2 separate regions of the Homo sapiens genome follow, and region 1 is linked to region 2. The links are chromatin loops, found by intact Hi-C in ENCODE. Cell type or tissue: GM12878. All regions are shown on one strand. Links, peaks and the distances in the headings refer to the core of each region. The heading gives the core; the rest is flanking DNA. Region 1 has its middle 500 kb from the start of KIF16B. Region 2 overlaps KIF16B (kinesin family member 16B).

Evidence for each region. Hi-C counts contacts between places; a loop is a spot of excess contacts. Peaks named below come from ENCODE experiments on the same cell type or tissue, not always from the same donor. Only the 100,000 strongest peaks of a DNase experiment are listed, where the experiment ranks them.
Region 1: a loop joins it to region 2, with 2.3 times the contacts of the local background. A loop is called at or near these places in 1 of 110 quality-filtered maps.

The regions. Positions count from the first base shown.
Region 1 is chr20:16,063,000-16,079,156 of GRCh38, reverse strand. No RefSeq gene overlaps it. Among named protein-coding and RNA genes, the nearest start is that of KIF16B, 500 kb to the left of the region's middle. In GM12878, for the core only: no CTCF peak of the experiment used is centred there; a DNase peak (open chromatin) is centred at 9,566.
Region 2 is chr20:16,428,070-16,444,226 of GRCh38, reverse strand. It overlaps KIF16B (kinesin family member 16B), which reads left to right. Exons shown (of 26, transcript NM_024704.5): 13 at 14,245-14,364; 14 at 15,223-15,274. Among named protein-coding and RNA genes, the nearest start is that of KIF16B, 140 kb to the left of the region's middle. RefSeq lists an enhancer at 6,375-7,574. In GM12878, for the core only: a CTCF peak has its summit at 9,958; a DNase peak (open chromatin) is centred at 9,946.

The DNA of each region.
Region 1 (16,157 bases), core at 7,734-11,733, 360 kb after region 2:
GGTTGCAGGCAGCTGTAATCCCAGCTACTCGGGAGGCTGGTGCAGGAGAATTGCTGGAACCTGGGAGGCAGAGGTTGCAGTGAGCCGAGATTGTGTCATTGCACTCCAGCCTGGGCGACAAGAGCAAGACTCCATCGCAAAAAAAATAAATAAATAAAAATAAATAAATAAATAAAAATTAAAATTAAAAAATTAAAAAGGCATTAAAAACATGTTCTTTATTAAAAAAACTTACTTTTATCTAAATTCAGATGTTATTTAAGGTCGTTTCAAAAAGTAAATTTAGGAAGGAAATACAAGCAAGATATAAAGGAACAAATAAGTAGGAGAAAGATAAGAAAAAAGTTGTAAGCATGAAGATGTATTTTTGGTAAGAATTTTGCCATATCTTACTGCATGTGATTTACTGGTCATACATCATTGCCTTCTGCCACTCCTTCTCTCTTTGAGAAGGTACATCTTTTTGCTTGGCTGGAGTGATAATACTCTCTTTCGATTTTCTTTCTCACCTCCTGAAACATTTTTCTCTGGTTCTAACTCTGCTATGATGGCCTGATGCTGAAAAGTTTGTACTGAAGGCCTAGAAAAGCAGTGCTTTTCTCCAGTATAACTTGATTCTGTACTCCTAGCTTCTGAATTGTTGTATGTAACCAGAAAAATTTCCATTATTTTATGGAATGCCATATATGTTCCTGCTCAAAGTACTGGTTTTCTTGTTTATCTTCCTCTATACTATGGTGTATACTCACAATGTTGAACAGACACTTTTTCTGTGTTTGATTAAATTTAAGTACCTTTTTATCAGGTTTTACTTCCCCATTATCTAAAAGGGCTTCTCATAAGGAGAAAAAAAATCACACTGCAGGAGGTTTTTCTTTGCCTTTTTGGCAACTGGCCTACAAAACAAAGATTTTATGCTTTTCCAAATAATTTCCTGTGTTTTATGTTGACTTTATTAGGATTTTTTTGATTGCTTAGGAAAATGTAGCTTTGAAAGTGTTACAGTTCTTTTTTTTTTTTTTTAATAACCACGTAACTTTCTATATTGCTTTTGAAGTCTTTGATTATTACTCGGGTGAAATGAATGACTATTATTTCACGGTGACCTGTGATCCTGTTTTAATCAAGTGTTTTGAACATTTTAACATCTTTGGCAGGCTTCCCCAGGATCAAATTCTAAACTATTTTAATCTTGAACTAACTTTGGGATGTTCCAGAGGATCCCAGCACCTCTCAAAGGTTTATAAAAGAGAGATATTAAACTAACTCAGGTTTATTTAAAATATTAGATTATGTAAAAACTGTCAAATTACAAGAGATGCTAAATCTTTTTTTTTAACTTTTATTTTTTTAAGAGATGGGGTATCTCTATTGCCCAGGCTAAAGTGCAGTGGGGGGTTGGGAGGGCCTTCCAAATTTTATTTTTGGTTTACAAGATCAATGGGCCAAATAAAAATGTTTTAATACTCTAAAAAAAACCTTATACACTCATGAAACTGCTAATCTAGATCAAGTCAAACAAAAATTAATTACATAAAACTAAATAACTAACAAAGATAATGTTTTTATAACTTTTATTTGAAACATAGTTCTTTACTTAAATGTTTTCCAAATGTAAGTACATTTCCCTCTTAAGCTATCTATGCTTTACAACAATTTGGTAAAGTAAACTTTTATTTCAAAGATAAAAAATTTACTTTTCCTTCTTACTTAACCCCTCCAAAATTCTGAAACTATTTGCAAGAATTCATATTTTTATGACAATAAGAACTTGCTCTCTTTATAATGGGATACAATAAAAGATGACATATTCTAAGGCTTTGAAATGCCATATTTAAGTTGTTTATAAGGTACTGCAGGCAAAATCTAAAGTCAGTCCTCAATTTGGCTTTTTAGCCTCAAGAAGCTTTAAAAATCCGAGATTGCTACACAATCAATCACTATCCTAGTTGTACTTATGTAAATAATTGAGAAAACTAAACTTATTTTAGAAAAAAATTTGTCTTACTCTGATTATCTTTGGTAAAAAATGGAAGACTATAGAGAAAAAGTTATTTTTTTTTAAAAGCTGGAATACCCCTGTTATTAAATTGTAGCCCTATATATTATTTTCAAGATTTTATTTTCTATCTGGACTGGACTAGATTCTGAAGTTTTCTAGGTTCCTCCAATCCGAACTTCCTCCACGGAATTACTAAGAATGGAAACTGCTCTGCTCCTGAAGCCCATAAGCTCAAGCTAAATAAATTTTAAGGAAAAAATATTGTTCCTGATGTGTGGACCGCACAGAGTTCACCAAACTACCCAGTGCCATAGTCAGAGATGTTCAAACTGCAAACCAGGTTGAGAAATTGATGGCTTCATGCTGTAGACAGCTTTTCCCAAAACATCAGAACAAGACTCCATATTAATGACTTATGTCTCTAATGCCTTCCCTTTTCACTTGGCAGGATAATGGTATAATTGAAATTACACCATCAGTAGCTTCTGCTGGTAACTTGACAGAACCTGACCTATGAGATCCTTTAGTCTACCTAGTGGATAACTTTGGCAATATCCCTAATATAACTGTTGCTCACTGTGCTTTAATTCAACCCAGTCATGGGGTGCTAGATGATAAATTGATCTATATTATTTATTGGCTAAATGAGGACATATCTGTGCTATTTCTAATACTACCTACTGCACCTGCATACTTTTCTCTGGGGAAGTTGAGACCACATACACAAAATAAGAGAACAGGCCACATGGTTACAACAGGTTTTACCTAATTTTCCACGGACACGTAATTTATTCAACTGGTTTTCTTTAAGCCTAGGTTCATGGCTCAAAACTATTACGCAAACTGAGATCGTTCTATTACTATTAATTTTCCTTTTTTTTTTTTTTTTTTTTTTTTTGTTTTGAGACAGCGTCTCGCTCTGTCTCCCAGGCTGGAGTGCAGCAGCGCGATTTCGGCTCACTGCAAGCTCCGCCTCCCTGGTTCACGCCATTCTCCTGCCTCAGCCTCCCGAGTAGCTGGGATTACAGGTGCCCGCCATCACGCCCGGCTAATTTTTTTTGTATTTTTAGTAGAGATGGGGTTTCACCGTGTTAGCCAGGATGGCCTCGATCTCCTGACCTCGTGATCCGCCCATCTCGGCCTCCCAAAGTGCTGGGATTACAGGCGTGAGCCACTGCGCCCGGCCGTATTTTATTTTATTTTTTTTAAGCTTTGTACCTGTTACTTGTTAAAGTTCTGCAGCAATACAACTTCTAACAGAGTAATACTGGCCCAGCCCTTTGACATAATAACCAACACCTATGAAACAAACACAACTGAACTTAACAATGGGCTCCACGTAGCTTTAGCCTGAAAGCCACTCCCTCAAAGCCTCTCTTGTAGCTCACATGTGGCTAAAAGGGTTTGTTTTTACACTGATACCTAGCCACTAATCACTCCCTCTGATGTGGGATCAGACCAGCAATCCAGGACAGGTCCATTCCAGCAATGAGGAACAATTAAAACCTAACTACAAAATGATTAATCAGCAATGGCTTCAGAGTTAAGATCTTGATCAAGAGAGAAGCGTGAAAGTTGTCAGAATCAGAATGAAGTTACCTGATTTAAAACCCTGAAAATTGGAGCCAGAGAAGGCCATGAAGGAAGGGTTCTCATGCACATACACCTGATAACAATAACTATCACAAAGGCTTTGCAGAAAACACAACCTTGCATAGGCTTGATATGCAAAGATAGTCTTCATAGACTCAAAGAGATTTGACTCCAACATGGAAATGAGACATCCTGCACAATGGCCAACTCTACTCTTTGCCTACCCAATGGTCATCTCTCCTTCTTCCTTGCTAATAGAATTATAACTTTGTTTTTAGGTAGTGAGTGATAATCCATTGATTTCCAGGAAGCCTAGCCTCTCCATAGGAATGAGTTATGGTAGGTCAAATCCATTCACAATAATACTATTTCTTTTTCCCATGGATTGGTCCAGAAATCAACACATGATCCAATGTGAACCAATGAGGCATGAGGGAAGTCTCTTAGGGAGTTTACTCTTCCCATGTAAAAGATAAGAGACATCTCAAGATAAAACCCTTTGCCTCCTGCCCATCCGCTATTGCTTAGAGGGTCTACCATGTGCCAGGAATACTTTGAACTCTTGAGAACAATGTCTCAGCTACCAGAGGGATTATATTCTGTTAATGAAGACAGAAAATAAACAGTGGACACATGCTTAAATAGGTCATGTACTACGAAGGGGAATAAATCAGGGTTATTCCACAGAGAGTGAGCGAGTGTGTCTTTTTAAGCTGAGAACAGAAAATATCTGGGAAAAGAATCCTTTATCAAGTGAAGAGGTCATTCTAGAAACAAAAACAGCCAGTGTAGGTGGACTGTGGAAAGTAAAGATGAGAGGGAGAGTGGTGGGAAATGAGGTAGGAAAATGGTGAGAATAGATGATGTTAGAAGCCATTACAAGGAATTTTGAGTTTATTCTCAAATGTGATATGAGCCACTGGAGGGTTTTAACATGGGGACTTATTTCTAGAAAAATGTTAACACAAACTAAGGTTTTGATTAATTACCATGTATTTTAAAGGCTTTGAGTTGAAAGAGAAAAATCTAAGTAGGAAAGACCCAATTTACTAGCAATCCTTCTCCTAGGCTTGCTTATTTATTTATTTACTGAATGGCATTTTCTGTTAATCTTATTCGATGATTTGGGTATTTAAAAATGTTTGGTTTTATTTTTTCATTGTGATAGTGTTCATTTATAATTACAAACAGACTTTTACAGGTTATAAAATAGGAATGAATTTAACAGGTATTTTGTCACAGAGTTGACGAGTTTTATCAACTTACTGGGTGTGGAGAATATAGTAGAAAGTAACGTAAAGACCCCACTATACTTTCAGGTCTGTCATCTGTTGCAGTGGCCTCCAGTTTTATAGCTGTTGAACTTTTGTTAACAGTTTATCTTCCTCCAAATTGACAGTGAGCTTTTTAAGGCAAAGGTCTATGTATTTCTATTACTCCCTCAGAGTCCAGTAGGGTGCCTCATAAGAAGGAAATGCCCATATATTTAGTTGATTAATTATTAAGAGTCTGAGTGTCTGTTTTTCTGACTTCAAGCTGCAAGCTTTGGGAAGAGCTTTGAGAACTTCTATTTGGGTCAGCTGCCCATCCTTGGGCCATCGTGGTAGTTAGGGGCCTGTGGTCCAGTTCACATCATGTCTTCCCCTCATTCCTTGACTCAGGAGGAGTGAGGGCTACATGAAGATATTGACATCCCTACTTAAACCAGCAGGTTGGGGCCAGGGGGTGACTGTTTCTAGTAGAACAAACATTAGATGTCCACCTTACCTTTCTTCTGAGCTCTTCACCTACACATGGAACTTTCCATTCTACATCTGCCTTGAATGTTTTGTGAGTACTTCAAAGTCAATCTCTTCCTTATGCTGTTTCCAAACCTGACACTCCATGGTGTATGGCTCTGCCACATGTCCAGTTGCTCAAACCAGGCACCTAGATGTTATCCTTAACTCCTTCTTCTCTCTCATCCCTCATGTTTTCTTCCTGTCTAAGCCAGGTTTATTATTTTGCTCTGTTTCCTGCTGCCAACACCTTATTCAAACCAACATCATTTCTGTCCTGAAATAGTTGTCCCACTGGTATGCTAGCATCCACTTTTGCTTATCTTGAATCAATCTGTTCTCTGTACCCACACTGTCTAATATAGCAGCCACTAGCCACATGTGGCAATTTAAATTTAAATTTATAGTTAAGATTAAATACAGTTAAAAGTTCAATTCCTCAGTTGCACTAGCCATATTTCAAGTGGTCAATCAATATCTCCATGTGGTAGGGACTTCCATATGGAGGCCCTCGTGAAACATCCAGCTGGAGATAAAGCATAGAAATTGTCAGCTGCAGGTGGATTGCTCCGAAGTGACTGATAAGCTTGGCTAAAGCAGACTGTTGATGTCCAGATGTTAACACTATTTCTGGCATCTTCCCAGTCTTATTTGCTTATTCCATTTCTACAACACAGCATGCTTTTCTCAACTTTTCTTGGTCAGCTAAAGATGCTATAACAAAATACCATAAACTGGGTGGCTTATAAACAACAGAACCTTCGAGGTTAGGATTTTAACATATGAATTTTGGGGGATACAGACATTCAGACCATAGCACACCTCAAGGATTTCATGAACCCTAGGCTTACTCCTCCTCATCCCTTCACCCTTTTTCCCAGGTGGCCATCCAGTCCGGTTTGAGCACTTAATACCCTATATCCCAGGAAACTCCTTAGTGCCAAGCAAACGAGAACAGCTGGTCTACCTATCTTTAACCTGGCTATCTATTGGTTATTCTTCAGATCTCAGCTTAAGTGTCCTCCAGGGCCTTGCTACTCAAAATATGATTCCTATACTACCGCTCCAATCCTATTTAACTGACTCTCTGTTTAACACAATCCACTGGTGATTCAGATGAATGATAAAGTTTGGATACCTTCAGGGAACCTGTCCTGACCTCTCAGACCAGATCACATACACTGTCTTCTCCATTAGACTACAAATTCATGAGGGAAGGGACATCTCTGTCTCATTCTTAATAGGCTGTGAACACTAAGTATGGTACCTGACAAAGTGTAAAGGCTGAATAAATACTTGCGTGGGTGAATGGACAAACCTAGATTACATGAGGTTAAATCAGGCAGACTGTGGTGGATGTGGTTGCTACTCTAGCCCATAGCCCCATGACCCATCTGAGTTCACCTGAAGTTGCCCCTCTCAGGACAGTCTCAGCTAAACACTTCAATTCCTGGTAACTCTTCTTTTATGCCTAAGGCCTTTCTAAGAGTTTGAAAACTTAAGTTGAAATGATTCTCAAAATTCAGTGGACATCAGAATTCAATGGAAAGCTTTTAAAAATACAGATTGCTGGGCTCCACCCTCAGGTATTCTGAATCAGTAGGTCTTAGATGAAACCCAAGACTGCATTTCTAACAAGTTCCCAGGGGATGCTGTGGCTGCTGGTGGTGGTCTGGCAATCACAGTTTGAGAACCACTTTTCTGAAAGTCTTAGCCAGAGCAATCAAGTAAGAGAAAGAAAGGGCATCCAAATAGGAAAAAAAAGAAGCCAAATGATCTCTCTTCGCAGTCTATATGATTCTATACCTAGAAAACCCTAAAGACTCCACCAGAAGTCTCCTGGAACTAATAAACGACTTCAGTAAAATTTCAGGATACAAAATCAATGTACAAAAGTCAGTAGCATTTCTATATACCAATAATATTCAAGCTGAGAGCCAAATCAAGAACACAACTCTATTTACAATAGCTGCCTATACATACATACATACATACATATATACATACATACATACATACACACCTAGGAATATATCTAACCAAGGAGGTGAAAGATCTCTACAAGAAGAACCACAAAACCCTGCTAAAAGAAATTATAGTTAACACAAACAAATGGAAAAGTATTCCATGCTCATGGATTGGAAGAATCAATAGAATTAAAATGAGCACACTGCCCAAAGCAATCTACAGATTTAATGCTATTCCCATCAAACTACCGATGTCATTTTTCACAGAACTATAAAGAACTTTCTAACATTCATGTGGAACCAAGAAAGAGCCTGAATAGCCAATGCAATCCTAAGCAAAAAGAACAAAGCCAGAGGCATCACATTATCTGACTTCAAACTATACCACAAGGCTACAGTAACCAAAATAGCATGGTACTGGTACAAAAACAGACACATAGACCAGTGGAACAGAATAGAGAACCCAGAAATAAAGCTGCACACTTACAGCCATCTGATCTTTAACAAAGTCAATGAAAATGATAATAACCAATGGAGATATTCAATAAATGGTGTCGGGACAACTGGCTAGCCACATGCAGAAGAATAAAACTGCACACCTACCTTTTGCCACATACAAAAATTAACTCAAGATGGAATAAAGATTTAAATTTAAGACCTTAAACTATAGGAATACTAGTAGAAAACCTGGGAAACACCATTCTGAACATCAGCCTTGGGAAAGAATTTATGACTAAGTCCCCAAAACCAACTGCAACAAAAACAAAAACTGACAAGTGGGACCTAATTAAGATAAAGAGCTTCTGCATGGCAAAAGAAACTATCAACAGAGTAAACAGACAACCTACAGAATGAGAGAAAATATTCACCAACTGTGCATCTCACAAAGGTCTAATATGCAGTATCTATAGGGAATTGAGCAGGTGAAAAACAAATAACCCCATTAAAAATTACATGAATGAACACTTCTCAAAATAAAACAAATAAGTGTCCATAAGCATATGAAAAAAAAACCCAACATCACTAATCATTAGAGAAATGTAAGTCAAAACCATAGTGAGATACCATCTCACACCAGTCAGAATGGCTATTAAAAAGTCAGAAAACAACAGATGCTGGTGAAGCTGCAGAGAAAAGGGAATGTTTATACACTGTTGGCAGAAGGTAAGTTAGTTCAGACACTGTGGAAAGCAGTTTGGAGATTTCTCAAAGAGTTTAAGACAGAATTAGTATTCTACCCAGCAATCCCATTACTAGATATATATCCAAAATAAAATAAATCATTCTCCCAAAAAGACACCAGCAACAGTGGATTAGATAATGAAAATGTGGTACATATATACCATGGAATACTATGCAGCCATTAAAAAGAATGAAATCCTGTCCTTTGCAGCAACATGGATGCATCTGGAGGCCATTATCCTACGCAAATTAATGCAGGAACAGAAAACAAAATATAACATGTTTTCACTTATAAGTGGGGGCTAAACACTGGGATTCATGGACATAAAGATGGCAACAATAGATACTGGGGACTACAAGAGCAGGAAGAGGTGGGGAGGGCAAGGGTTAGAAAACTAACTATTGTGTGCTATGCTCAGTACCTGGGTGAAGGGTTCAATCATATCACAAACCTCAGCAACACACAATATACCCAGGTAACAAACAAGCATATGTACCCCCTACCTAAAATAAAAGTTGAAATTACTTTTTTAAAAAAGAACCACATTTCAGTGAGGTAGCTCAGCTACTCAGAAATATAATTTGGATGTTTAGGAGAGTTCATGTCCCCTGGGAACCCTCAATCAATGAGGAATTGAAGTCATTGGATAAATGCGCTTCTACTTCCTGGACATCACATGGGATGACTCTGAAGTATGAAGTATGTCTTACCCAGTTTCCCCAAGGGTCCCCAATAGTATTGACCCCCAGCCTCTCACTAATGTTCCCTTTATTGGGTTCCATTTTTTCCTTTCACCCATTTCTGTTTCATGAGATCTCCTCACACATAAGCTATCTGTACCCACATCCTTGTCTCAGACTCTGCTTTGAAAGAAACCTTACTTGGTCAAAGTCTTATATCCAAATCTTTCTAAGTCTCTTGACTTGAATCATTGATTTTCCCTGGTATATTCCCACTGCACCTTGTAGGGAGCTCAGAGAAGTAAAACTCCTCAACTGAGACACAGGGAGGTGGTTGCAATGTGTGCTCACAACATGGCTTACTTCCCTTTTGTGGCATTCATCAAAAGTATATTTTTAACTAGTGATGTAATTAAGTGTTTAACATCTGTCTTTCCCACTAGACTTTGAAGTCTTGACCTTTCCTGTTTACTACAATATCTTCTGTGTCTAAAACCATACTTGTCAAATAGTAGGCATTCATTGAATATTTGGAATGAGTGACATAATGAATTCATATATCAGTTAATATTAGTACCTCATATTTATAAAGCTGTTTACAAAGCACGTTACCATAAGTTTCCATCTTATTCTTCAAGACCATGAGAATCAGAATAGACATTGTTATTAAAATTTCTCTAGAATTTATCAAGCGGCTGTTATGTTCCAAGCTCTTTGCTAGGGGCTGGTATACAGAGGTGTACAAGACTATGCTTCTCAAATGTCAACAGGCAGTCAAATCACCTGGGAATCTTGTTAAAGCGCAGGTTCTAATTCAGTATGGCTGGGATGGAATCTGCAAGTCTGTGGGTCTAACAAGTTCTCAGCTGATGCTTATTTAAGCTGCTGGTCTGGAGATTACACTTTCAGAAGAAACGATCTAACAGCAAGGTTCTCAACCGTGATTACACATTGGAATTTACTGGGAGCTTTAAAAATACTGAGACCTGGGTCCCAAACCCAGCAACTCCAGCTTAGTTGGAGTGGGATTTTTGAAAACTTGCCAGGTGATTCTAATTTCCATCCAACTGATCCAGGATAGTGGTTCTGATATCTCAGTGTGCACCAGACTTTCCTGGAGAGCTTGTCAAAACACATGTTATTGGGCCCCAACCCCAGAACATCTGATTCAGTAGGTCTGAGGCAGGGCCTGGGAGTTTGCTTTTCTAAAAATTTCCCAGATGATGTTGATGATGTTGGTCTGAGAAGCACTAGTCTAGAAGCAAAGAGAGGCAAGTAAATAGGTGAGCTGCAGTAAAATGGGGGCAAACAGCAGAACGGTGTACAGATTTCCAAGATAATGCTGATACTATTGGTCTGAGAAGCACTAGTCTAGAAGCAAAGAGAGTCAAGTAAATAGACGAGCTGCAGTAAAATATGGGCAAACAACAGAACTGTGTACAGACATAACGAGAGAGAGGACCCAGGGTTAGAAAGGGCTTCATGGTCAAGGTGGTGTCTGAGTTGGGTTTAGAAGGACAAGTCAAATGGGAGGACTCATGAGAAGCACAATTTTAGCCAGAGAAAATATGTACAAAGATATACACAGATGAATGGGCAGGGTGCATCTAGGGGACTATGAAGCTTGAGACTGCGAAGGCATCAACTCAGAGCAAGGCAGTTACTGCTGGGCACTAGATATGATCAATAGGCTAGAACCAAGCCACGAAGGAGAGGTATTCCATGCAATTCTTAGACTTCATTCTCAAAACAACAGGGAGTCAGTGAATGGGAGAGCTAAGGTCACTGAGGTAATAGCCTGGAGGATAGTGACTGTGTGTCTAAGAAATGATAGATGCACCCAGGAATAATTGGAACATCTCAGGATGGAGACAGTGAGTGTATAAGCCCAGGTAGTGAACATCCATGAGAAGGCAATGCGATGAACAGAAACCAGAGTGTCAATCTGATGGCAATACCAACCTGATGGAGTTGGGGTCAGGAAATGTTGGCTTAATTAACCAAATTGATGGCAGCACCAAATAAACTTGGAGGAAGGTGTTTGGGAGTGGAGGGGGGAAGAGGATGGAGGAGGTGAGAAAGATTTGTGTATATTGGGAATATCTGGTGGGCAATTAGATATACAGCTCTGTAGCTTGACGGGGTGGGGGGTCCAAGCAGATAATAATTTAAATAGTGGGAGTGGTCAGATTGTACAAAAAGAAAATACAGAGTGAAAAGAAGACCCAGGGAGTAGTTAAAGCTATGTTTTAAACACTATGGTTGCATTTAAAAATACCCCCAAACTTTGAGGTTAAAAGGAATAAGGATCATTTCTTTTGCTCATAAACCTGCCATTTGGGCAGGGATCAGTGGGTACATTGCTACTCCATATACTTTCAGTTGGTGCAACCTGATGGGAGACAGAGAATCCCCTTCCAAGATGGATCTGGGGAGTTTTTAGACATACAGCTCACTTATGTGGCTGGTAGGTTGACGCTGGCTGTCAGCTGAGAGCTCTGCAGGGCCAAGGGGCAAATGGCCCCCATGGCCTCTCCACGGATGATGCTTGGGCTTCCTCCCAATATGGTGGCTGGGTCCCAAGAGAACCATGAGGAAACTGCCTCACGTTTTATGACTTACCCTTAGAAGTCACAGTATTACTTCTTGGTATTGGAAGCCCAGCCTAATTTAAAAAGAGGGCATGCAGGCCCTACCTTGCAATGGGAGGAGAGTCAAAGTCACATTGTGAGGACAGAGATATCTTTGGAAGATACACCTGCTACACCCTATGTTTTGGGGGAAGTCTGAGGAAGAGAACTAGTCCAGATATTGTAATGACAAGTCTATGCCTGGGCTACTCCAAGGGTGAGCCACAGAGCAGCAGCACCTGGTGCTTATTAGCGATGCAGACTCTCAGCCCAGCCTCGGGGACTGGAGTCTAATAGGATTCCCAGGTGAAGCATCTGCACAATAGATTTGAGGAATAGTTCTCTATACCACATTAGCTCCTCTGGCTGCGGATGTCCAGGGTCCAGGGCATCATCCCAGACCTCAAGTGCTTTGTAATGTCCCCTCGTGCCTTCTCTCCAAGTCCACTACACAAGATGTGTCAAAACTGCATTCCACAGAGACACCTCAGAGGCAGGTGCAAGGGTTTATGAAGCGGTGTGTACACACTTCCTTCATGCTCTAATCACTGGCAGGACTTTGCAGGGAGAGCATTTTTCTAGGACATGGCAAACATCCTCTGACAACAGGCTAGTCCCAGCTGACCTGCAGACGGGCACTTGGAGAGAGCTCCTCAGTTCATTACCTTCCTTCTCAATGCCTCAGCCCAGGCTTTCAGGAAAACACAATGTACTTGAAGCGCCTTTGGAAGTCCCATTAACCCTTATGGGCCAGGACACAGACCCTCAGGCCATCTGCCCCTAGCAACAGATTAAAAAAAAGAAAAGAGCTTCTGTTGTCATTTGTCAGAGTTTTGTACAACAAAGGAACTAGAGACACTTCATTTGGAACAAATAAAAACCTCCGGCCCCTTCTGCATGCTGATATATGAAGGTCACTAGTCAATTACAGATACTCCGGACCTAAAGACTGATGCCACCAAACATTCAGCATCTGATCCTCTGTGTCTATTTACTCAGTAATAATTTTTGAGCTCTGATCCTGTGCCATGCACTGGGATGCGATAGCTAGCAGGCCACCTCCCTGCATGGGGTGGGGATAGAAGCCACATGTTAGAGTGACTAAATCAGGTTGGTGGCATTCAGCCTCACCAGCCTTTTCCAAGGCTGAGTTCTTTAAACTCACAATCATTGCCCCTGGGCTCTGCAGTTGTGAGGCTGTGAATGGTGGGCTTGGCAGAGACTGGCCTTTAAGTGTCTTGGCCTCTGAGATGAGAGCCTGTGCTGGCCAGGCCTTCCCAGCCTTGTCCTGAGTGATGACGGAGCACCTGCTTAAGGGACAGTTCCCTCACTGGTGAGAAGCCAGGGCCTTTGCTGCCATTATCAACAATTCACATTCCTGCAGTACTTTGTACCTTTCAAAGTCCTTATACAGGTAAAATACCCCTTAAATACATGGACCACCCGGAGTACTAAGGATAGTTTTATAGACAAAGGAATTGGTGCTCCAAGACAGCCAAGCTCTCTGGGGTTCCCACAGCTGGTCACCTCTCAGTGTCACTCACCTTATGGCTGCTTCTCTGACCTCAATGTGCTGTGGTCATCTTGGCACCTTGTTAAAAACAGACTGACTCAGGAGAGTTCTGGGGTGGGTTTGGAGCTTAGTTATTTCTAACAAGCTCCCATGAAATGTTGTTGCTGCCAGTCCAAGGACCACACTTTGGATAACAAGGGCCTAGCGTAGGGGCTGCAAACTATTTTTATAAATACATGCATTGCCTAAGCCACATCCACTAGTGTTATCTATGGCTGAACAATGGCAGAGTTGAGTGGTTGCAACAGAGGCTGAAAAGCCCACAAAGCCTAACATATTTACTTACCTGGCTTTTTGCAGAAACAGTTTGCAGACTGACCCCTGCTCTAGAGTCAATTAAGGTTGTTGATTCAAATTGCCTGGGAAATTTCCAGACACGCTGATGCCTGGACCCAACCCCCAGAGATTCTGATTTAATTGCTCTAGGGTGCAGCTTAATTATCTGGGTGTTTAAAGCTCCCAGGCAATGCATATGGGCTCCAGGCCCCAATGGGTTAATTGGAGCATCATGTGGTGCCCTTCCTCCCTCCTCTCCTCTCCTCCTCCCAAGTTCAACCATGTGACTTTCATTTTTAGATTTGGAATTTGCAGCTGATTTCTGCAGCTGCTTTGGGAACAGATTTTTAAGGAGAAAGTTAGAATGCACAGCTGAGTACTGTGGCTCCCCTGCCCCCAGCACATTTATATGCAAATAGCCAAGAGCCTTGTTTTTGCAATCACTAAAATTGAATCGGAATCCAGAGATCTTTTTCTGTTGCTTAACCTTCCCTGATTTTTCCCTTTGCTTTTCTGGGCACATTTCTACCTCTCTTTTGTTTTTCCTCCTGCATCCTCCAGTGCATGGTCAGCCTTTTGCTGCCTCCTTGTTAATCAAAACAGATTAAGCCTCATTTTCTTACAGCTGAATTTCCTGGGAGACATAGGTATTTAGCATTTCCCAATTTCTACAGGGAAGGGAGCATCCTACTCTGTAGCAATAAGATAAAATTGTTGGAAAAAGAAACATCCCAAAGCCGACAGTGGAGGTGAACACTGGTCCAAGGCTGGAGGTGATTTTAAGAGACCCTCTGATCTCTCTCCGTTTCCCAAAGAGGCAGAGAAGGACTTGGGAACTATAGCTAGCTAGCTTAGTGCAGATCTCCTCCAGGAGGAAGACTCAGATTCCGCTAGAGTCTCAAAGGATGCATCTCTTGTGACTGCATGATTACATTCCCCCTCCTTCTGGCCTCATATCTGATGCTACCTACAAGAGGTTCCTTTTGGGCCTAGGGAGGCAAACTGGGAGGAGCTGACACAGCAACAGAAGAGAGGGCCTTGGTGTGCCCCACGGACATTTTGCCCTGGGCAGAAGAAAACTTTCAGGCAAAGCCCCCTGAAAGCTTTAAAACTTTAAGATGGTGATTTTCAAACATGGTTGCACTTCAGAATCATCTAGAGAGCTTTTTAAAAGTGCCTGTACCTCAGACCTCAATCTCTTGATGTATTGGGTCTGGAGTGTGGCCTGAGCAGTGGTATTTTTTTCACATTTTATTGTGAAATAATTTAGACTTTCAGAAAAGATACAAAGGAGTACAAAGAATTACTATGCATCCTTCACCCAGCTTTCCCATGTGTTCATAATGTGCATAGCCACAGTTCTATAATCAAAATAAAAAACCACATTGCATGTAGTGACGTGTTCCACAGAGCTTATTCAGATTTTGCCAATTGCTGCACTCATGCTTTTTGCCAGCATCTCACATTGCATTTAGTTGTCCTGTCTTGTTCTCCTCCTTTAATCTGGGACAGTTCTGCAATCTTTGTCTTTCATGACTTTGACACCTTGTAAGAGTACTGGTCGTTGATTTTGTAGAATGTCCTTTAATTTGCTTTTGGGCAGAATAGAATCGAAAACTCCCTGGATGATTGTAATGTGCAGTTAAGATTGAGGACTCTGATCCAATGTAGTGGGGACGAGGCCATTATACTTAGCAAATTACCCTTTAGGGTCATGTGAAAACTGTGGTAGAGGCTGGAGAAGAGAGTAACGGTCGACAGAACCTGGATTCATCTCGGGTTTGGTCCCTCCCCAGGTCTTTTTCCTGCACCTCTGTTTTTTATTCTCTTTTTCTCTCTTTCCACCTCTATATCCAGGTCCCAAATTAGAGACCTCAATTAATGTCAGCCCAGCTCCCTCATGCAACACTGACATGGAGTCACTTTCAAAGTTGGATCATTTTTCTCCTCCGTTTAAAATCCTGTGAGTGGCAACCTATCTTCCTACAAGGCTTTCCATGATGGGAGGTGGTCTCTGCTCTACCCCTCTGTCCTCACCACTTCCCACTCACTCACCCGGCAGTTCTGGGAAGTGGGCACGAGTCAGCCTCCAGGTATTTGCTCTTGCAGTTGCCACTGCCAGATGCTCCTCTTTCAGGAGACCATGCTGCTATATCCCCGTTTCTTTCAGGTCTTTACCCCCTGGTCTGGCTCAATTCCTCCCCTACATCCTCACATCACCCTCCCCTGCTCCATGTGGAGGGAATCAGCCTGTTTTGTTTATCCCTACATCTCCAGAACCCAGGGGAGTGGCTGATACAAAACAGGGACTCAATATATATTTGTTAAATAAATGAAAGAAATTGTAGCTAGAAGGAATTTTTTAAAGTTCAATAATTGCTGGAGAGGATATTTCATTCATAACGCTGACTAAAATGATTTCAAGTGATCTCTCTTTTTTACCAGTTGCCCGGCTTCCCTTTGTGTTAATTGCAC
Region 2 (16,157 bases), core at 8,074-12,073:
TTTCACTGTAGAAGACACTGCCAAATAGTTTTCCAAAGTGATTGTATCCAGTTTACAACATGTAAATAGTTTTTTAACTAATGAAAGATGTGAGATTTTATAGTTGAAGTTTGTAATGGCTTAGGAAAGAGTTTGTTTCCTTTTGACTCCTGACTGTAGTTGTGAGAAGTTAGATGTTTAGATAGCTGGCTTGCACTGCACATATTAGCAAACCTAATTGATGTGTGTGATTGGAAAGTGTTGCATGTGTACGTTACATTGTATTTGGTTTACTGCTTTTCTATTAATGGACCAGATCAGCAAACACAATTTATTTTGTATCTTGAACTTCACATTTCCTTGACAAGTTCTATAACCTTAGCCACATATGCTTTACTTATAAAAGTCTTTCTAATGTAATTTCTCTTTATAAAATGGATTATATTCCTTATTTTAATAAACTATTGGGGCCATATGCAGTCAACATTCAAAATTATATTTGGGCTTTGGAGCAGTCCTCTCCTGCATAATCTGAGTGAATGAGCCCTTTTGATTTACTGGGTAATTTATCTAGCTAAAGATATGTTAATAATGTCAAAGTGCAGTGTATCAATTACAGGAATACTTGTGTAAAGTATTGTTGCCCATAGTAGTATTTATACAACCAAGATACACATTTATATCCAGGCCAAATTGATTAGAGGTTTGGGGACCCCTTTGGAGCTGGCGTTCATGTAAAGTGTTCTGTTACGATATAAATGGTGTGAACTCTCAAAGGGACGGGATGAGACAGGACTTGAGTGGCAGATGGTTTTACAAAATATTAACTCTTTGGGTTCATAGAGGACAATTTATTCAGTCACCTGTCCTGTGTCTGGGTTGTGGTTTCCCTCCTTTTCACCAAGTTTACTGCACAGCCAGGGAAGAAACTCCCTTCTGTACCAGTGTTTTCTTTGACATATTGTCATTACTCATGGCATAAGCAGTAGTTTGAACAGTTTGATTTATTAGACAAATTTGGGTTTAGTGATTGGAGTGAATATTTGATTAATACAAGGTGGAAGGGGGTTATATTCTCTCTTCTCCATAAAAAGCAGGTTTTATTTCTGGTTGAGCATCTCTAATCTGGAAATCTGAAATCCAACATGCTCTAGTGAACATTTCCATTGATCATCACATTGGCACTCAAAACATTTGGGATGTTGTAGCATTTTGGATTTTGGATTTTCAGATTGGGGTTACTTAACCCATATCCTAGGAGAAGCAAGGAGCCTACTCATTAGGGGATGGTCTTTACCTACTCACCAGCGTGCCTTGCCATGGGCAGTGTACGTCTTTCAGAAGGGAATTGTGAGAAGCTGGAAGTTTGTTCCTTTTCCTTCTTTTCTTCCTCCCTCTCATTCTTCATCACCTTCTTGCTTTTTCCTAAATTCCCTTCTGATAATGATACTGGCTCCTCAACTGGCTAAGAAATAAACAAAGGCTGTGCACCAAGCTTAGGGATTAACCTCTAACATCTCACCTGTTAGAGAAGACCTCATTTTGCCGCTGCTGGTGGTTCTCCTCCCACCCTACTCCAATTTTATGTGAAAGAATGGTGCAGAGTAGCTTGCAAAAGAGATAAACCAGAGGATTTTGGCTTTAATATTTTATTTTCTGTGTAATTAAAAAAGCTAGGAATCCAGATATATTTATCATCACAGAATCATGCCAAGACACCATTACAAGTTCCGTCATAGAATTTTTTTTCAAGGTGTGATTTATCAAATTTATTTATTTTTAAAATTGATGTGGAAAATTGTATATATTCATCATGTATATATATATAATATGTATGTATATATATACACTGAGCATCGCATTAGATAGGCACCTATTTTATATATATATATATATATACACACACACACACATTGTGAAATGGTTAAATCTAGCCAATTAACAAATGCATTATCTCACATGGTTATCATTTTGTGGTGAGAACACCTAGCATCCACTCTCTCAGCATTTTTCAAGAATACAATATATCATCATTAAGTATAGTCACCATGCTGTACAGTAGATCCCTTGAACTTGTTCCTTCTGTATCACTGTAAATATGCATTCTTTCACCAACATTTCCCCAACCCTCTCCTACAACCACTCCAGCTTCTGGTAACCACATGTCAATTTGTCTGAGTTCACTTTAGATGTTGGCACAGTGATGAAATTACCCAGTGATGTATTTCTCAGAATGCATCCCCGTTGTTAAGTGATGCAGGACTGTATATCTGTAGATTTTTTAATGTAATATAGATAGATCTTTCCATATAATACAGATATAGACTTAGATCTAAAGACAGAGACAGATATAGATAAAATATAAGAGGGTGCCTGCTTTACTCACTGATATATCCCTAATGTAGACTAGCACCTGACAAGTAGCAGATGGTCGTTAGGTGTTGGTTGAATGAATCACAGAAGAAGGTAGCTGGCAAATGAAGGAGTTAGGTCACAGTACTTGCCCTTTTGAGCATTCTCAAAGTGCACCCAGCAGGATAGAGGTGTCATTTGGAGGATACAGAAAATCATAGCCCAACCCTGGATGTAAAATTCCTGAGAGCTTAAAAAAATGCCTGGATCCTGCTCCTGAGATGCTCATTCAGAGGATCTGGTGTGGGCACAAGCCTGATATTTTTTTGATATTTTGACATTTCAAAAAATACCAATTTTTTGAAAGCTTCTTGGTCTAGCGGGAGAAACAAGCAGTGCATGAATGTAAAGTCACTGATCTGTGTTTGACGGAGATCCATGCGATTAGGCCTGATAACTGGTCAGTGCAGAGGAAGGGGCCACAGTAGTCCTGAGTAGGCTCTAACTGACTCCTGGGGAAGGGGAAACATTTGTAACTGGGAATCAGAGGGTTGTCCTAGTAGGACATTATTACTAGAGCACAGGCCGGAGGGTGAAGATGAGCATGACGTATTTCCGTGGGTGAGAAACAAGAACGGGCCAGCTTTACAAGACCAAAGTGTAAGGCCAATGTCAGACTGATGCTTTCTGGGCCACAACATCCCACTTAAAGTAATCCTTTCCGTTAGCTGTTTTACCTCGTGTTAATGTTTGTATTATACAGAAAATGCCCTTTTAGAATCTTCTGATGAACCATCCTGAATATTTTGGTCTTCCATGTAGGTGAAATATACTAAAGTACTTGTGATCAGAAGATGCTGCTCTACTTAAAAAGTCTAGTTAAATATTAATGTGAGGAAATTTGCTCTTGCATATTTTCACACGTAATTTCTTTAATTGGTATTATGCATTTTGCATAATTTAAATCCTGACATCTCGATGATTTGCTCAGCCAGCGGAGAGGACTGTTTCATCCAAAAGATCCACACAGCATCTTCTCTGAACTGTGTGCCAACACTTAGCTGTTTGGCATTTAAATAAAGATCGATGTTTCTGCAATGGGAAGTGTAGTGGAAATTGAACTGCCCCAAGAGTTTCTGTTCATTAAAAGGGCAGTATTAATTGTATTTACTGTTTAGGGGCTGACTGCCAGTAATGTCAGGACATTTAGGTTTGTTGGTGCCATGGTGTGGTGGTAGCCAGACCCTTCTTCTCCTAATTCTGCCCTGGTGAGTCCTGTGGCTCTTCCTCATTGGTTCTAAATGTGTACCTGTGTGTGTGTGTGTGTGTGTGTGTGTGTGTGTGTGTGTGTGTGTGTGTGTGCGCGCGCTTGTGTGTTTTAACCATAGGTATTGTAATATGGATTGTTTTAAAGTCATGGAAAAAGCAAGGCTTTTATATTTTTAGTTCATTTTCAGTGACATCATAGGTGCCTGTCTGATGTGATGCTAGATACAGATTTTGGGGACAGTTATTAAATTATTTATGATGATAGTTTATTAGAACTAAATATTAAAATTCCTGTATTCACTTCTGGCTTATTCTGGCCATATTAACTATTGTTTTGAGTTTTAAGGGCTGCTTTTGACTGGCAAGGAGCATTAAAAACGGGACTGATAAGAGACGGTCTTGGCCTTGGGTATTGTTTTTAATAGTTTGGCTCTCACTGACCCCATCCTGACCTCTCCTTCTCTGGGATTGACATCTTGGCTTGGACCTATTCTTTGCTTTCTGCAGGGACAGACAGCAAATAAACTAATGTATGAGAAATTTTGATCACTTTAAGTGCTGTAAAGACAGTAAGCCAGGTGGAGTGATAGAGTGTGTCTGGGAGTAGGGGTGGAGTTACTTGCATAGGAAATAAGCTTTGTCTGAGCAGGGACCTTGTTCATCTCTGATGTGGTTTGACTGTGTCTCCACCCAAATCTCATCTTGAATTCCCACATGTTGTGGGAGGGACTTGGTGGGAGGTAATTGAATCACGGGGGCAGGTCTTTCCTGTGCTGTTCTCATGATAGCGAATAAGTCTCAAGAGATCTGATGGTATTGTGAGGTGGAGTTTCCCTGCACAAGCTCTCCCTTTGTCTGCTGCCATCCATGTAAGATGTGACTTGCTCCTCCTTGCCTTCCTCCATGATTGTGACGGCTCCCCAGCCACGTGGAACCATAAGTCCATTCAAACCTCTTTCTTCCCAGTCTTGGGCATGTCTTTGTCAGCAGTGCAAAAATGGACTAATACAATCTCACTCATTGGTGTCTTTGGTCCCGAATAGAACAGACTGACAAGAAAGGGCAAGCTATGGAGATTTAGGGGAGAATTTTCCAGGCAGACTAAACAGCACACGGAGAAGCCCTGCAGTGGGAATGAGGAGGCCGCTGTGATTGTCAGGTAGAAAGTGAAGGGGAGATGAGGTTGGAGAGGTGGGCAGGGGCAAGATTAAGTGAGATATGGTGACCATTTTATTCCAAACGTGTGGGAAACCATTGTAGTGTTTTATGCATGGTCTCTTGATATTTTGAAAAGGTGGCTCTGGCTGCCATATGGAGAGTAGATGGTAGGGTGGCAAGAGAAGCAAAAAGACCGATTGGGGGATATCAGAGATTCAGGCAGGCTGTGAAGGTTACTGGGACCAGGGCAGTAGCAGTGGAGATGGAAAGTTGTGGATGATTCTGACCATATCATGCGGGTAGAGCTCTGTGAAGTCTGAAGCACAGAGAGGATTCAAAGGTGATTTCTAGGCTGACCCACTTGATTCTTTTTCCCAAGCTGTGGATTGTGAACTCTGCCTTCCCACCTGAACCTCCTCCTTCCTGGAGCTTAGTTCTGACAGAGGCTGATCCCCAGTGGATTTCCATTTGTTAACGTTCACAGACCGCTCCTTCCCTTCTCTTTTTTGTTTTTGTTTTGTTTTATTTTTGTTTGTTTTTAAATCTGATTGTGATTCATAGAACATAATTAATAGAGCCCTTACCTGAAGGATTACATATTACTAATCAACTTTGCAGGGATGTAGAACATGTTACTGGCCTACCAGTATTGTTTTTATTCACGTCGTCACTCTCTGGGAACAGAGCAAAAATAAAAAAGTCATTTCCTGGAGGAGAATGAAGGAGATTCTTAACATCTTTTCATCATAGCTTGCTTGGGTTTTATGGACCAAAGGAGGAGAAAGGCAGGATGGTGGTTGAGGCAGTTGACAGAGCTTCACTGACTTCCTAGTAATCTTGGTGACTGTTTCTCCTTTGTTAGATGGACATGATTCTTCCTATGTGGAAAATAGAATACAATAGGCCCCCGCTTGTCTGCAGAGGAGATACTCTAAGCCCTCCAGTGGTTGCCTGAAATTGCAAACAATATGAACCCTATATACACTGTTTTTCCCTATATGTATATACCTATGCTAAATTTTAATTTATAAATTAGACACAGTAAGAGATGAACAATAACTAATAATAGAGCAATGATAACATTATACTGTAATAAAAGTTGTATTAATAGTCTCTCTCAAAATAGCTTACTGCACTGTAGTCACCTATTTTTGGACCACAGTTGACATTGGGTAACTGAAACCGGGGAAAGCAAAACTTCAGATACAGGGGGGCCTACTGTATGAGAAACAGTAGCTTCTGGATGAACGCCAGCTTGTTGCTTACTTTCAGGGTTTCAGAGCTAATTGGTTTTTGTTGATAATGACTTTTTCTTTTTTTTTGAGACGGAGTCTTGCTTTGTCACCCAGGCTGGAATGCAGTGGCACAATCTTGGCTCACTGCAACGTCCTCCTCCCAGGTTCAAGCGATTCTCCTGCCTCAGCCTCTCAAGTAGCTAGGACTACAGGTGCACGCCACCACACCTGTTTTTTTTTTTTTATTATTTTTTTTTATTTTTAGTAGAGATGGGGTTTCACCCTGTTTTCCAGGCTAGCCTTGAACTCCTGACCTCAAGTGATCCGCCCATCTCAGCCTCCCAAAGTACTGGGATTACAGGCATGAGCCACCACGCCCAGCTGATAACGACTTTTAGCATTTGTACATTATTAAAAACATGTAAGTTACTAGACACCACTTGCTCGTCAAATTCATGAGTGATTCTTCACACATGAATAATACCTCCTTACTGAGTTCCCTGGAAAGTATTACAAGGAAACATAAGTATATTTTTTGCCTAGCAATAAAAATCTTTTGGCATCTATCAGATTTTCTTGCAGTTCTCCAATTTCCGTATTTCTCATTAAGAGGAGTAAAACACTTGAGGAGAATGTCTTTACTTAATGTCCATCAACCGAAACTGTTAGTCACATAGAATCCACATACCTGTCCCGTGACTCTCAAGGGGTGTCACTTCCATTCTAATCCCATCCCCCTTTTTACTCTGTTCTTATTCACCCTATACATCCTGCCAGATTCATCTGATGAAGTAGCAACCAATTTCTGTTTTCAAAATTGTCAATGCCTTCCCAGTCTCTGAATCAAATAGTGACCCATCTGCTTCGCTTGCCAGACCATTTTTCCAGGTTTACCAGCTAAACTGGATGTCCAGTGGTTCCTTGTGTATGCAGTTGGTCCTCCATATGTGCAGGTTCTGCATCCATGGATTTTACCAACCATAGATTGAAAATATTAGAAAAAAATTGAGAAAATGCTGTACTATTGCTGATATGTATGATATGTTAGACCTATGATGGTTCTGCCTGTACTGAACATGTGCAGACTTTTTTCTTGTCATTATTCCCTGAACAATACAGTATAATAACTATTTACATCACACTTACATTGTATTTGGTATGATAAGTAATCTAAAGATGATTTAAAGTATGCAGAAGCATATGCATAGGTTATATGCAAGTACTACGCCATTTTACGTGAGAGACTTGAGCATTCTTGGATTTGGTATCCTCAGGAGTCCGGGAACCAGTCCTCCATGGATATCAAGGGATGACTGTTTGCCCATGTTTTTAGCCTTTGTATCTTTGCTCAAGAAATCCCCTAAAACCTGGAGTACCGCTGTTTTCATCCTTCCTTTTTGTAGCCTTTTAATGCTATTCTTGTCTTCAATGTTAAAAAACCAGTTGGTGATTCCATCACAGATTTCAAATAAATGAAGAAATAATAGAAAGCATAGCAAACATACAAGCCTGCAGCAGCAATACTGCTGTAAGTCACTAAGAGAAGCATGTGAGAAAAGATCATGAGTGGCTGCTGGGGAAAAGGAAAGATTGTGAAGGGGATATTCCTAAACCTGCACCTGAGAAGCTGAATCAGTGATGATTCCAGAATACCCCCCACTGTACCTTCAAATTGGAGGAACAGAATTGATTTTCCTATTGTTACTGAAGAGTAGTAGTGATGGCCAGTGGTGGTAACTGGAATGAAGTGAGAGCTGAGCTGACTCTCTCTTGTAAGTGAAGGCCTGGGGAAACATTAAGAAGCTCGAGGGCATCCTGCCCCTTCCCTCCCCCTGGGAAGAGGACCCCTTCCCAATCATTAGGGAGCCCAGGAAGAGAGGGCTGGGCCTCAAACAAAGCCTGTGGTGCCTCAGGTGAGACCTCCTAGCCCTCTGTCATTCCATCTGGCTAGAGAAAAGTGGGTGGACTGCAGACTACTCAGTCAACTAGAAACGTCACAGATATGGCCAGGCAAGCATCAAGGAGTTTCCCATCCTATGTTAGGGCACATGGAATATTTGCACAGATACGCCTAAGCATATACGAGATGAAAAAAATGTAGAACAATTATATAAACATAACTATAGCTATGGGTGGCTGCATAGATGGGCAGATGGGCTGGTAGAGAACAAGAAAGAAGAGGAATATAGCACGCAAAAGATAAAAGATCCCAATATAGATGAAATCACACTTCATGGGAGAGAAGGGAATTCCTTACAATTGTTTCATTCGGTAGAACAAATGAATGAGAAACATGAATTCAATAAACAAAGCAAGATGGTAATAAAAAGCAAAGTGAGATGAAAAAAGAAAGATTGTAGAATAAAGAAAGCCTTTGAGGCCCAAAACAACATCATTGCAGGACTAATACATAATTTTAGAAAATATCAAGGAAAAGAATAGACCCCACTGAAAATCAAATTACTAAGAGAATAAAGGCTTGTTAGGCCCATTGAACACAAATGGAATGATCAAGATAGTAAAGCAATCAGAAACTGAAAGAAATAGAAGACAAAGACCAGTGTAATATAAGGACAATTGGTGTTCTTGAAGTAGACGGTCAACAAATGAAATAGAAAATGGAAAATAAAACAAGACAAGCTTTGTGAAATGAAAAATAAGTAGATGAAAGAACTGAGTCTGCAGATCAGAAGAATGTATTGTGTTCCAGGAAAATATAGAGTAGAGGATGTTCAACACTGAGATCTATCCTAATTAAGCCATTGAATTTCAAGATAAAGAAGAAACTCTTTAAACATCCAGACATAAAACCAAATTATCTGCTGTGGACTAAAAGTCAGACTAGCTTAATTTTCTTAGAGTAGCATTCAGCTTTGAAAAGAGTGGAGCCATGTCTTTAACCTTCTGAGGAAAGTAAGTACCATACTGCCCAACATGCACCATGTGGCCCAAAATCGACACAGCTATGATGTCATTCAGATGCCAAGGCAAGAAGCAACGTTCTCAAACCGGTACAGATTCAGGTAATGGTGCTTAAAACTGAAACACTTATGAAAAATGTATATGCACTGTGATTATGTTTCATAACCTCTTGACTTACAAGGATATTTTAGGAAATACCTCTTATATTAATAATAAAGAAACATGGTTGAAATAGTTTCATTCTGTTAAATTTAAATAAAATCACATACAACTTTTTTAAGTTAAAAAGTAGTTTTACTAGAGGATAATTTTATTTTTTTTCAACGTCTTTCTGGCTATCTGACTTCCTCCCCCATCCTCACAGCCACACTGGGCATGTGCTCTAAGCCCTGATTGTCCCCAACCCCCAGCCCCCAGACATCTGCTGTGTTTGTAGTCAGGGTTGCAGAAATTATGTGCACTTTATGATGTGAGTCAACTCTACAAAATTCTACTCGCTAGTGAAATATATAATTCTCTGTAACATAAATTTTCACAAAAAGATCCTGACATTTCATTCTTGTCTGTTCAGAAAAAAAAAGTGCCACTTAGAAATCACTCCCTATAGAACCAAATAATCAGCACTTACTGAGTGACTACTGTGTGCCTGGTGCAGCTATATTCACCTAACATACTCTGTGAAGACACGCAATTCTTATTCCTAAAGAGATCTTAATTTACGTGGGGCAGACACACTGTCAAACTTTTCCCAGTTTTTTCCAAGTACAATCTAGATCCCAGGTAGACTTTCTAAGAGGGGGAAAAAATAGATTTTTGTTGTTGGTAAGTTTTTGTATCATTTTCGGTTATCTATTCAAGAAAGTTGTTGACTTTTGTAAGGCAGAGTGCTGGGCACTAAGGATGTGGTTGTGATTAAAAGAGCTAGACTCCCTGCTTACTCTCATAAACCATTACGGTGGTTACACGGGCCTTGCGCATTGAGCCGAGTCCTCCTGTGGTCTTCTTCCCACGAGATCTGGGCAGCCCTGCCTGCAATCACCAGAGCCACCGGAAGGGGCAGAAGTGAGTCTGTGAGAGTCCCAGCAAAGGGCATGTGTTTTAAATTCAGATGGATTTCACCTGAATAGATGCCTGGAGGTTGAAGAAAAACATATGGAGCATATCATTTGTAAATGTTGTGAACAGGATGCTTAAAATAAACTGATGCTACGTTTTGACAATTTTAGTCAGTTTGTGGGGTTTTTTTTTAATCCAAATAAGCATGGTTGCCAAAATCTTTGTTTCAATGTAAAATATATGCAAGTATACATATTTTACATTGATTTCTTTGGGACCCTGTGTCTGGAGTTGGGGGAGGGTGGCCCACTCTACTATGTTAAGTATTCCATCTTATCCAAGAGGTATTTCATAAATTATGTATAACAGTAGATGCCACTCAATAAATATTTTATACGTGATAGATATTTTTGTCTGAAATTACTTTTTCGCTTGAGCAATGATTTAAACCCTCGTTTCCAGTTTTATGAGGTGACACTTTTATAATATCATGTAGTTGAATGCAGCTTGAATGTCATAGAGCTTTAGGGCAGCATTAATCATAAATTCATCCTTCCCCACTTGCAATCCTGGAAAACTTTCTCTTAATTCAGATTTTACCCATTATATATATGGAAGTGTATGTGAGTGTGTGTGTGTGTGAGTGTGTGTGTCTCTGTGTGTGTGTGTGTGTGTCTACATGCTGGGGATGGGTGGGAACAAGTAAGACTTTTGACCTAATGGCTTTGAAACTATGAATTTCCAATGCCTTTCAAAATCTTATTTCAAGGAAAAACAAAAGTGTTTCTCAATGGTTAAAAAAAGAAAGAATAGTAAACGAAACTGGGATGTAGTCCAAAGCACTTTCTGTAGTTTGAGTGGGAGCTATTAAAGTTTAAAATATTGCATTTTTGGGGGTGGGGGGTTATTGTCTACTTCTGTACAGAAAGAAAATACACATGCCTGTGGACTTACGAGAATGGTCACTTTCCTTTTCATGTGGACCTAGAGGCCTGTAATAATTCATTGCCATGGGGCTACTGACTGTGTGTGCAGTTTGGTCACAGTTCAGAGCTACCAAACCTTCCCATGAGGACATCATTTTATGAAATAGAGCTGTGTGATTAAATTCTCCCCTGTAATATATGTCTTTAAAAAAATCACATCCCATTTCTGCTTTAATTTCATGGTCAGGAGGAAAAAACATGAATTCTGCTAATATCCGAGAGGTAGGAGTAGGGGTTAGCTTATGGAGAGTGCTCAGTTTAGCTGAGATTTGCATATTCCTTGCTATAGTAAATCAATGTTACTGAAGTCTCCGACCTCAAAGCCTGAGGTTCTGAGCCATGGAATGGGAGGTTGGCTGATAAGAGTGGTAATTGAAGAACAATGACACGCTTCATTTCCTTTTCTTGAAACTAAGTTATGCATTGGTCATTTTCTCTGCGTATCTATTTAATGGTTGTTAAATTAAATTGCTTTCTTTCACATTGTGATTTTTATTTTTATTTTTTTAAGCCATCCTTTTTTTGTTGTTGTTGTTACTTCATTTCACCGCCCTCTCGCATGACTTCAGGTCTTCAGTGTGCATTTGAAATGTAAATATCTGCAGAGGCCTGAGGGACTTCTCTCTCTCCACCTCCCTGCCCCAGAAACCTCCCAGGAGTTCCCTTGTCTACAGGGTTTGAGTTTTGCTTTAATGGTCTTACACTAGCTTGAGAAGTTCTGAATCCATCACCTAGCGAATGGTAGACTTCGTAGGTTGTTTTAATACTTAAATGACACAGAGTACATTTATTGGTTCCAGGATTGTAAGGAATCGTATTTATGTTTAGGGCTGTGTTGGGTGTTGGAGTTACAGAGGTGTGTCTTGGTCACTGCGTCTTGACTATAGGAGTCAGGGAGGGAAGGAGATTCTCCAGGAGCATCTCTGACCAGGATCCCCAGTTAGTGGTTGGAACTGGGTTTTCTGTTGCTCGTACAGTCATGGAGCACAATGTCATGCTCTTGTACATGATTTAGTCTGAACCTGGTTCAGCCCAACCTCAAGACTGCAATTTTTACCTTCAACCTTCTGGAATTTGTCTGCTTTCTACTTCAGACTTCCCCAGAAGCTTGACTTTAGAGGTCTTTTGTCTGGGGTCAGATGGGCCTGATGTCAAGATAAGGCCTACCATTCTCTTCCGGAGGGTTGTCTCTGACCTTCCCTCTGCATTCCACTGAACTCTGTGTGTCTACTCACTCATTCATTCCTCTGGCAAATATTAATTGATGAGTGGGACATGAAATTAGGTGCTGGGTTACATTCTAGCCAGAGGACAGGTAATAAACTTGTGCGTGTGTGTGTGTGTGTGTGTGTGTGTATACGTATACATATAAATGGATAGTATATATATATATGTATATATATATATACACACTAATAGCCATTCCCAAGGAGAGAAATCACCATGAGGAACATTGGTGGTTGCTATTTTGTATGGGGTGATGGGGAGAGTGGCTTTTGAGCAGAGACCTGAAGGAAGGAAGGGGCCATGTTATATATGTGTCTAGGGCAATGTTTCTCAAATGTCTGGAGACATTTTTGGTTGTCAGAACCTCAGATGTGTTGCTAGCATCTATTGGGTAGAGGCAAGGGGTGCTACAAAATATCCTACTGTGCATAAGAATAAAGAATTACCTGGTCTGAAGTGACAACTGTGCCGCAGTCCAGAAACCCTACTGTAGGGGAAGAGAAGGATAGCAGTGACAGAGGAAACAGCAACCACAAAAGCAGTAGGAACCGCAGTGAGTGCATCCCTGAGATGGGGCAGGCTGGCAAGTTTGAAGAGCAGCAAGTTGCCTCTATCCCTGGAGAGGAGTGAGCAAAGGGGAGAGCGGCAGAAGATGAGAGTGAGTGAGCATGGGATGAGATCAGGTAGAATTTGGTAGAACATCACAAAGACTTTGGCTTTTGTCTCACTGAAATGGGAGGCTATTTAAAGGACCTGAGCAGAAGAGTGACCTGCCCTGATGGCCTTCTGGCTGCTGAATTGAGTGTATATCACGGGAGACATGAGTGGTGGCCCAGATTATCACAGTAACCCAGGTGAAAGACAATGATGGTTTGGGCCAGAGGCACGTGCTGCGGGTGGCTTGATGTTACCAGATTCTGGGCATATTTTGAAGGTAGAGTTAATACTACATATGTAGAGTTTAGAGAAAGAAAGGGGCAAAGTGTAAGCATGGTATTTAGACCAAACAGGAAAGGTTGGTATTTACTGAGATGGGATAGTCTGCAGGTTTGGGAGGCAGAGAGAATCAAGGTTTTTTTTGTTTGTTTTGTTTTTTGTTTTTTGTTTTTTTTAATGTGTTAAATTTGTGCTGCCTGTTTGACATCTCCATAGCTAAACTGAGTTGGGTTGGTGTACATATATATATATATATACATACACACACACAGTATACTCATATATGCGGTATACATTTGAGTATGGGACTTAAGGGAGACATCTGCCCTGGAGATGCAATTTGAGAGTCATCAGCATCTAGATGGCAGGTCAAGTCAAGAGACAGAAGGAGACCATCAGGAGAGTCAGTGTCGGTAAAGAAGAGTCCCAAAGACAATAACCTTCATAGAGGGAGTTCAAGAGAGAGTAAGAGGGAAGGAATTGAAGAACTGAAAGTATAGGGAACTTTTTGGAGGTAGTTTTCTCTAAAAGGCACAGAGAAATTGGTGGTAGCTATAAGGAGAGGCAAGGCCAAAAGACGTGGTGGGGTTTGGGGATGGGAGGTGAATAGCAGATTCATATTAATGTATAGCAGGGAATGATCCAGTGGATAGGAGAAGTTGATGGCACAGGAGGCAGAGGACCAGGTTCCTCTGGTGCAAGGTAAGTAATGCACAGGAAGGCTTCTTCTCAGGACCATGCACAGTTCAACCATGGTAAGTAGAGAGAAAAGCCATCAACTAAGGCAACATCTTGATATTAAATGGCATAAAGGCTCTGAAGAGTGAGAAAGTTTACTTTGTAGTTTGGATGTTCCTAGAACCTTTCTGAAGGAAGATTTGCTTTGAAGAGGTTATGTATCAGGCAATGAGTTTAATTCGTTTTATATTTCGCTTTTTATAAGTTCCAAGTTCACTTTGCTTATTACCTGCCAGGATTTCAACACGAAGTTTAAGGTCCATTTTTCTTGCAGTTTTTTAGATGAGAAATAAAATATTGCCCATTCTGACAATCTGAAGAACACCTAATTTGAAGTTCTCTTTTCCCAAAGTAACCTTTTCTTTTTCTTTTCCTCTTAATTTCAGGAACAAACTCTAGCCCTCAGGAAAGAAGGGATTGGAGTTGTTTTGGATTCTGAACTGCCTCATTTGATTGGCATCGATGATGACCTTTTGAGTACTGGAATCATCTTATATCATTTAAAGGTAGAAACTGATTAAGTGGAACATTCTAATTTTGTTTCCAGTTTCTCCATTAGACACTAACTAGGTTTATTATAATATTCTATGGTCATGAACACAACTAAATTAAATTAAAGAATATACAACAAATCCTTGAGCCCTTTGGGAATTTTCAGAAGCTCATTGGGATTCTTTGGTATTTAAAGTTCCCTTGTTATCTAAAGTTAAATGATGAGCCATTGATTTGCCCTCTATTCTGTAGGATTAGTAAGAGGGAGGTAAGGAACAAAAAGGCACACAGACTGAAGGAGAAAAGTTGTAAACAGCTGGGGGGATTTTGTTGTATGTACAGTTTCCTGGTCCCTGGTGGCAATTATAAAATTGTGCTTCTCACCTGCATTATTGGGCTTGGTTCCAAGCAGACAGTTCATCTTGGGAGTACAGAATTCCACATCAGTATTAATGGATGCCCCTGTAACCTTGACTTTAGTGCCCTCTCTCTGACCCATAACTTAACAATGAGAATGCTACTGCATTTGTGTTTTGCAGACTTACATAAACTATATCTTTAGACACAAAGAATCTCTTGGCCACTGGAGAACCTCCCCAGAAAGGATCAGGAACATCAGTGATATTCCTGTCATGAGCAAAGTATTTAACGCTGTCAAAGCAGGGCCTCACCATTGCTGTACATTAAACCTTTCCAGACAACTGGGGCTTTTTTACAGAGCCTTGGGGAGCTCTCGATGCATTGAAGCTGTGGCCTGCCAGGATGTTGTTCATCCCATTGGCCACTATGTTGTTTGGGCTTCAATGAAAAATGAAGAAACAAGCTATTCCTTCTCTTCTTACTAATACATTTTGCTTGGGTTTTCTTCCCAGGAAGGTCAGACATACGTTGGTAGAGACGATGCTTCCACGGAGCAAGATATTGGTGAGCATATTTATCAGTGATCTGTTCCCAATGATTTTTTAAGGTTGTATTCAAGGAAGAACTTTTTCGAATGACTGACATTGAAGTAATTATAGAAAATTAAATTATTTTTCAAGTACAGTGTTGGTCAGTATGTACGTATATATATGTGTGTATATATATTTTTGTAATTTAGAATACAACTCAAATGAATAATGCAGAACAACTAATTTGGTGAATAAAGTGGGCCAATAAACCCTTTCTCCCACCCTACATTCCATTCCTTGTCAGGTCTTTGAGGAACACAGTTACTTAAATCACTCTACATTGTCTCACAATGGAACAATGATTGATGGAAATATACCAACAGACACAGATAAAAGATGTAGGTCTTTTGAAGGAGAGGGTTGTAGGCACTGTCTTCACAAAGATGACAACAGAAAGTAGGAGAAAACACAGCATACACACATGTGGAAGCATGGCTTTTTAGGTTTCCTGAAAGTCTTCACAAGACACGCAAATAATCAGTGACTTAGCCTACACAGATGAGGTCCTTACAGGCTTTAAGAGCATAACTTAGGCAACTGGTGGTGGTGGTGGTGGGTGTGTATATGTGTGTGGCAAGATAGGGATTGGCAGGGGAAGAATTATATTGTCTCAGCTGCTTTTAGAATTGCTGGCAATGAACCTGCTTGCCAAGTGTAAGCTATTAATGGAGCCAATCCTAGTATGTTCCTACATGTATTAGGTTGGTGCAACAGTAATGGCAAAAACCACAGTTACTTTTGCACCAACCTAATATTTACTATTTATTGTGAGACTGAGAGAGATAAAAACCATTTTCTAGAAGTCCCCAGATTCACCTATGTTTGGGTAGAAGTAGGCATCAGGCCTCTTCTTCTAA